Regions from separate parts of the Homo sapiens genome. Here region 1 is linked to region 2. A link is a contact called in ENCODE Hi-C or POLR2A ChIA-PET data. All regions are on one chromosome and are shown on one strand. The core of a region is the stretch at or near the end of the contact, and the rest is flanking DNA. Distances in the headings are between cores, read along the strand shown. Region 1 overlaps OR14I1 (olfactory receptor family 14 subfamily I member 1). Region 2 has its middle 8.8 kb from the start of NLRP3.

What was found. A loop is a pair of places that touch in the nucleus more often than their neighbours do. ChIA-PET counts read pairs that join two places held with the same protein, here RNA polymerase II (POLR2A). Pooled maps may share reads with other maps.
Region 1: a loop to region 2 is called in a pooled map, with 11 times the contacts of the local background. The contact joins two enhancer-like sites. A Hi-C loop is called at or near these places in 1 of 37 single-sample maps with no recorded cell type and 2 of 50 pooled maps. POLR2A ChIA-PET finds 5 or more read pairs at or near these places in 1 of 52 experiments (WTC11).

The regions. Positions count from the first base shown.
Region 1 is chr1:248,687,193-248,689,922 of GRCh38, forward strand. The region is part of intron 3 of OR14I1 (olfactory receptor family 14 subfamily I member 1); the gene reads right to left. Among named protein-coding and RNA genes, the nearest start is that of OR14I1, 14 kb to the right of the region's middle. RefSeq lists an enhancer at 1,414-1,463. Within about 2 kb of position 1,404, at least 2 of the 41 ENCODE cell types and tissues checked have a DNase peak (open chromatin) inside an H3K27ac peak, as active enhancers do.
Region 2 is chr1:247,405,993-247,408,727 of GRCh38, forward strand. No RefSeq gene overlaps it. Among named protein-coding and RNA genes, the nearest start is that of NLRP3, 8.8 kb to the right of the region's middle. Within about 2 kb of position 1,284, at least 11 of the 41 ENCODE cell types and tissues checked have a DNase peak (open chromatin) inside an H3K27ac peak, as active enhancers do.

The DNA of each region.
Region 1 (2,730 bases), core at 154-2,653, 1.3 Mb after region 2:
TTTATATTTTCACATTTCATAAAATAATCTTCGATAAAGTACAAAACCCAGACATTTAAGTACTCAGAAAATAATAAATTGTTTTACTTCATCACTATGCCTAGTCAGTATGCCACATGAGAGCAGTTAAGTGCGTATACTCAGTTTACTTTGCAGTTACAGCAGCCTGTTTCTGTATTGCACATAGACTCTCAGAAAATTATTGGCTTAATGGAGACAATCATCATGCTTCTCATCTTCCTCCAAATCTATTTGTTCCACAACCAGTCACAGACCAAGAGGATGGGTAGATCTCACTAAATACGATCATTTGAAAATTAGAAGTGAATAGAAAAATCTGGCAGAAATTTAGGAGATATATATTTTATCATTTCATTTTTCAAATGAGGAAAGTGAGTCTTAATATAAAAACTTAAGACAAATTAAACTTAGCAGACTTTATTTGATCAAAGAATGATTCATTATCAGATCGCACTACAGATCAGAAGAAATTCAGAGAGCTCTGCCCAGCAGTGTGAACAAGCTTTTATGGGCCAGACATAGGAGCAAAGTAGAAAAATCACCTGCTTGCCTACAGCTAGACATCCGTCTTGTTTGAACATGGTGTTATTTAATTTTGGCAATACTATAAGGCAGTAGAAAAATATTGCACATATGTACATACATCCAGATATAGATAGACATGTAACAGAAACATTACAAATTTTTAGCCATGTGCCAGGTACAATAATACAAATCTCACTAATTTATTAAAGAATATCTGGATCTAAATTGTTTTTGGCTAATGCCACTTAAATGGCTAAAGCTTCTTACTAATATTTGTGAAAAAGATCATTAATGTTTTTTTATTTGCTCAGTTTCCAAATATCTATTTTTCTTACTTCTACTTCTGATGAGTTATCTACCCTAAACTTGCATTTTAAATAGATACCTATTAAACTCTAGAGAAGACTGTGTAGAAAATTTATATCTCAAAAGCACAGAGCTTGGACTTCCAGCTTAAATGCTTTAATTTGCCCAAACCAAGAAAGAAAGATGTAAAGACCCAGTTAGGGCAAGACAGCTAGGAAAAGCACTTTAAAGGCAAGGCTTCTGTAGATTTAAGCCAACGCTTTCTTCCTTATCAGAGTTTCCAGTGTTCTCTGTCCAGAGAGGTAGACCTTCTTACAAATGGAGATTCCCTTTAGGGATGTAAATTTCTCTTACAAAGAGTCCTCAAAATAAGCAGGTGAAAATAGTTTTTCTGCCAAAAAGTTGTATTTTGGAGATTTATTCTGCTAAATCAGTGGTTTTCCAACCCACCTTCTGTCTTTTAACTAAAATACTAAGTGGGTGGAACCCACTGAAGACTAGAACAAATATTTTGTGTGCCTGACTCACCATGGTTACTTCTAATCTTGCTCTATAATCACAGACTGGTACAACTTTTCTCTCCTGTTTTGTTTTCAAGATTGCAAGACTGAATAATATTTCCCCCCACCCACCAGAAAGAGTTTGGGGCATAGCAAAGATCATGACAACAAGAAAGAATTGGCAGAGTATGTGTTTAGCGGGAAGTTTCATAAGAGGTGTTTCAGTTGACTGCAGGGTTCCCATGGGAGAAGCAGGATTAAAGAGAGAAAACAGAAAAGACTCATTCTTACAAATGTTTTTCTAAATATGATTCAACTGTCAGTCAGATAGCTTCAGGTATGGGGACTTCCACATTTGATTTGAAACTTCCATTTTTTTTCTCTGGGGGATTGGTTGATTATTGCCCAGGGAGTGTAGCCCTTGGGGGCTTTCTCTAGTAGGTAGACAGGCCAGGTCCATCAGATGACTGGTATAGAAATGAAAAATTTCTTATGCAAAGGCCTGACTATTTAAAATACAGGTAAACTTCTTGGGACACGCGGTCCTTTACTTTTGAGGCAACTCCTCTGGGGTTCAAAATAGCTACAAGGAGGTCTTCTCAGTCCCCATAGCTGGCGTATTATAAAGGCATGCACCTCTTTGTCCTTTGTAAAAAGTCTCCCCACTGTGGCCTTTGTAACTTAAAATTACCTTTGGTCAGGTTCACTCATTTTTCTAGAAAAACACATGTTCTGGGTCCATGGTTCTTATACATAAAATATGCTGCAGTCCCACATGGAAGAGTTCTAGAGCCCTTGGATTCAAAAAACACATGATATGCTGTCTTCCAGGAACCTTACCTACCAGAGGCCTCCTACTGGACCCAGTCTGGTTTCTTTACCAGATCCATTCCAATTCTGAACCCAGTCCAGTCAACAAATTGCTCAAACAAAGTTAGAGCTCAAAACATAAATTTGCAGAGTTTGAATCCAAGAGGAAATTTACCCATAATCTTCAGTTGCAGCGTGAGAGCAATGGGCCCTAGTGGGTATCTACACTTGGGCATTCCTTGTTCCGGGGGGCCACTGGGTATCCTTCAAATCTTACTTCTAACACCAAATAGTTAAAAGAAAAACTTTACCAATGAGACAGAAAATTAACAGGCCTATTCAGGACTTGAACTCAGCTCTGGACCAAGCAAACCTAATAGACGTCTACAGAACTCTCTACCTCAAATCAACAGAATATACATTCTTCTCAGCACCACATAGCACTTATTCTAAAGTTGACCACATAATTGGAACTAAAACATTCCTCAGCAAAGGCAAAACAATGGAAATCATAACAAACAGTCTTTCAGACCACAGTGCACCAAATTAGAACTCAGGATTAAGAAAC
Region 2 (2,735 bases), core at 34-2,533:
TGCCAAGTCATGAGAGCACCACGCCACGTCATGAGAGCGTCACGCCATGTCATGAGAGCACTGCGTCCCTTCATGGAGCGCCACACCACGTCATGAGAGCGCCACGTTACATCATGAGAGCGCCACGTTACATCATGAGAGTGCCACGTCACATCATGAGAGCGCCACGTGACATCATGAGAGCGCCACATCCCTTCATGGAGTGCCACACCACGTCATGAGAGCACCATGTCACGTCATGAGAGCGCCACGTCACATCATGAGAGCACTGTGTCACTTCATGGAGCACCGTGCCACATCATTAGAGCACCGCGTTACGTCATGAGAATGCCACACCACATCATGAGTGTGTCGCATCATGTCATGAGAGCACCACGTCACATCATGAGAGCACCATGTCACGTCATGAGAGCGCTGCGTCACGTCATGAGAGCGCCATGTCACATCATGAGAGCGCCACGTCACATCATGAGAGCGCCACGTCACATCATGAGAGCGCCATGTCACGTCATGAGAGCACCATGTCACATCATGAGAGCACCACGCTACATCATGAGAGCACCACGTCACATCATGAGAGTGCCACGTCACATCAAGTACTTATGGTTTACAGGGGTTAGGCTATGGGCATCTTTGGGAGCCGTTATTGTGCCTGCTTTGTGGTATACCGTCATCACTCAGTGTTCTCCATTATCTTTCTGTCTGCCATATGCCTTTCCTCTTTTTGTTTTCTTCTCTGACATTATCTTTAATATTTTCCGTGATGGTTCTTTTAAAAAAATTGGTCACTGTTCTTGAAATAATGGAATTTTTCCTGGAGTAGCGCTGTTTTGGAGAGTAGTTGGGAGAAGGCCTAGCAAATATCCCCAAGGAGTCTGTGGATATCATTCAGGGGAGATCTGTGAGTTTGGATGGGAAGAATGTTCTCTTCTTTATTTTCTCTAATGAATGTGAGTGACACAGCCCATTAGTATCAGTAGGTCCTATACATTTTTCACATTAGAAATTAGATACCTTCATATTGTTACAGTTTTGCTGAAACGTCAGTTGCTGTCACCACTACTTTCAAATTATGCCAGTTATTAGGCCCGCTGCTAGATATGATTAATTGGTGCATAAATATTACAAACTTTAAAAATGTTTTACCATTCTCTTTGTCATCTCTGTGTTTTATTTCATGCACTCGAAGTCCTTGTTCTGATAAAGGATGTATCCGCGTCACCAGTCATCAGAGTGACAGCGAGGTTCGGGCACTGGAACAGTGCCAGGCCGAGGCCTGGGGACGTGCTGGCAGGGCAGGCAGCGTGAGTCCTGCCTCCTGCTTTCATCCTGTGCTCTCTGCTCCTCTTTGTGGGGTGTGGTCCTCTCCAGACTAACAGGAAGTCTCCTTGACTCACACCAAAACCTACATGTCACAGATTTGGGGTGATTTCACTTGCACTTCTCAGTGACTGGTGTCAGCATGGCTGAGGCTGGTCTTGACCTGCAGTTTCTCCCACACTGGGAACAGACAACCATTTGCTCTGGCAGATGCTCGTCCGTGTTTCCTCCCCACTTCCTGCTGTTGCTCACAGTGTCCAAAGAGGTTTTGGGGTTTGCCCGTGGACTTGACCTTGTGGTTCCAAAGAGAGCGGGGCTCAGGGTTGATGACTCCACTAGTTTGTGCTTCAGCCCTGGGAAAACCTTGATTCTCTTTGCCACCCCCAAGGTCTACAGAGGGTCTCCCTCATCCTGGCCCTCCTCTTCCCAGTCCCAGGTGCCAAGCACCTGGGGGTCAGTCCCCCACTGAGTGGTGTCTTCATAGAAGTGGAGATTCCTTTTCTGTTTCTCTTTCTTGTTGTTCGTAGTTGATTTTAGAAATGACACGGGGGCTAGAGCTTTCCCCCTGCCCTCTTTATCAGGAACTCTTTTTAGCTTTTTCTGTAACTTTTTAACAAATTGCTGATGTTATTTGCAAAAAACAGATGATACAGAATTGTGTGAAGCAGAAACTTCTTCTCCCAACTCAGTCACCTCTTTTCAGGGTGACCTCGGAGGCAAAAGTGGTATGTATTTTCCATTCTTTTCTCTATGCTTATAAATATATTTCAAGAATTCAGTCCATTTATTATTTATATTGGTATATCTGGTAAAGCGAAATACAGTTTCTTACTTTTAATAATCATATTGTTGCACAACCAATCTCCAGAATGCTTTCATCTTGCAAAAGTGAAACTCTGTACTCATGAAGCACTCATTCCCCATTCCTCTCTCCCCAATCCCCCCACCCTCTGTTTTTTTTTGTCCCTGGTTCTATTTTTTGTTTCTGTGAATTTGGTTACTGTAGAAACTTCCTATACATAGAATCGTACAGTGTGTGTCCCTTGGTGACTGGCCTGTCGCACTCAGCAAATGTCCTCAGGGTTTGTCCATGTTGCAGTGTGTGTCAGAATTTCCTTTCTCTTTAGACTATTCCGTGGTGTGTGTATAGCCCTTGTTGTTTTTCCATTCATCTGTTGCGGGAGACTGGGGTTGTCTCTACCTTTTGGCTCTTGGGCATAGCCACCTGTTATGGACAAGGAGCACTAAAATCACCGTTTTTGTTTTTTTTTTTTTTTCCTGCAGATAACTGACTGCTCTCAAATGTCCCTTATCTCTGATGAAGGAACTTGATTGTTTATTTTTTGATTATTTATTTGTTTAAAGGCAAGGTTGAAAGTCAGGTGCTGTGAATTCCAATTCCTCGAGTTTCCGGT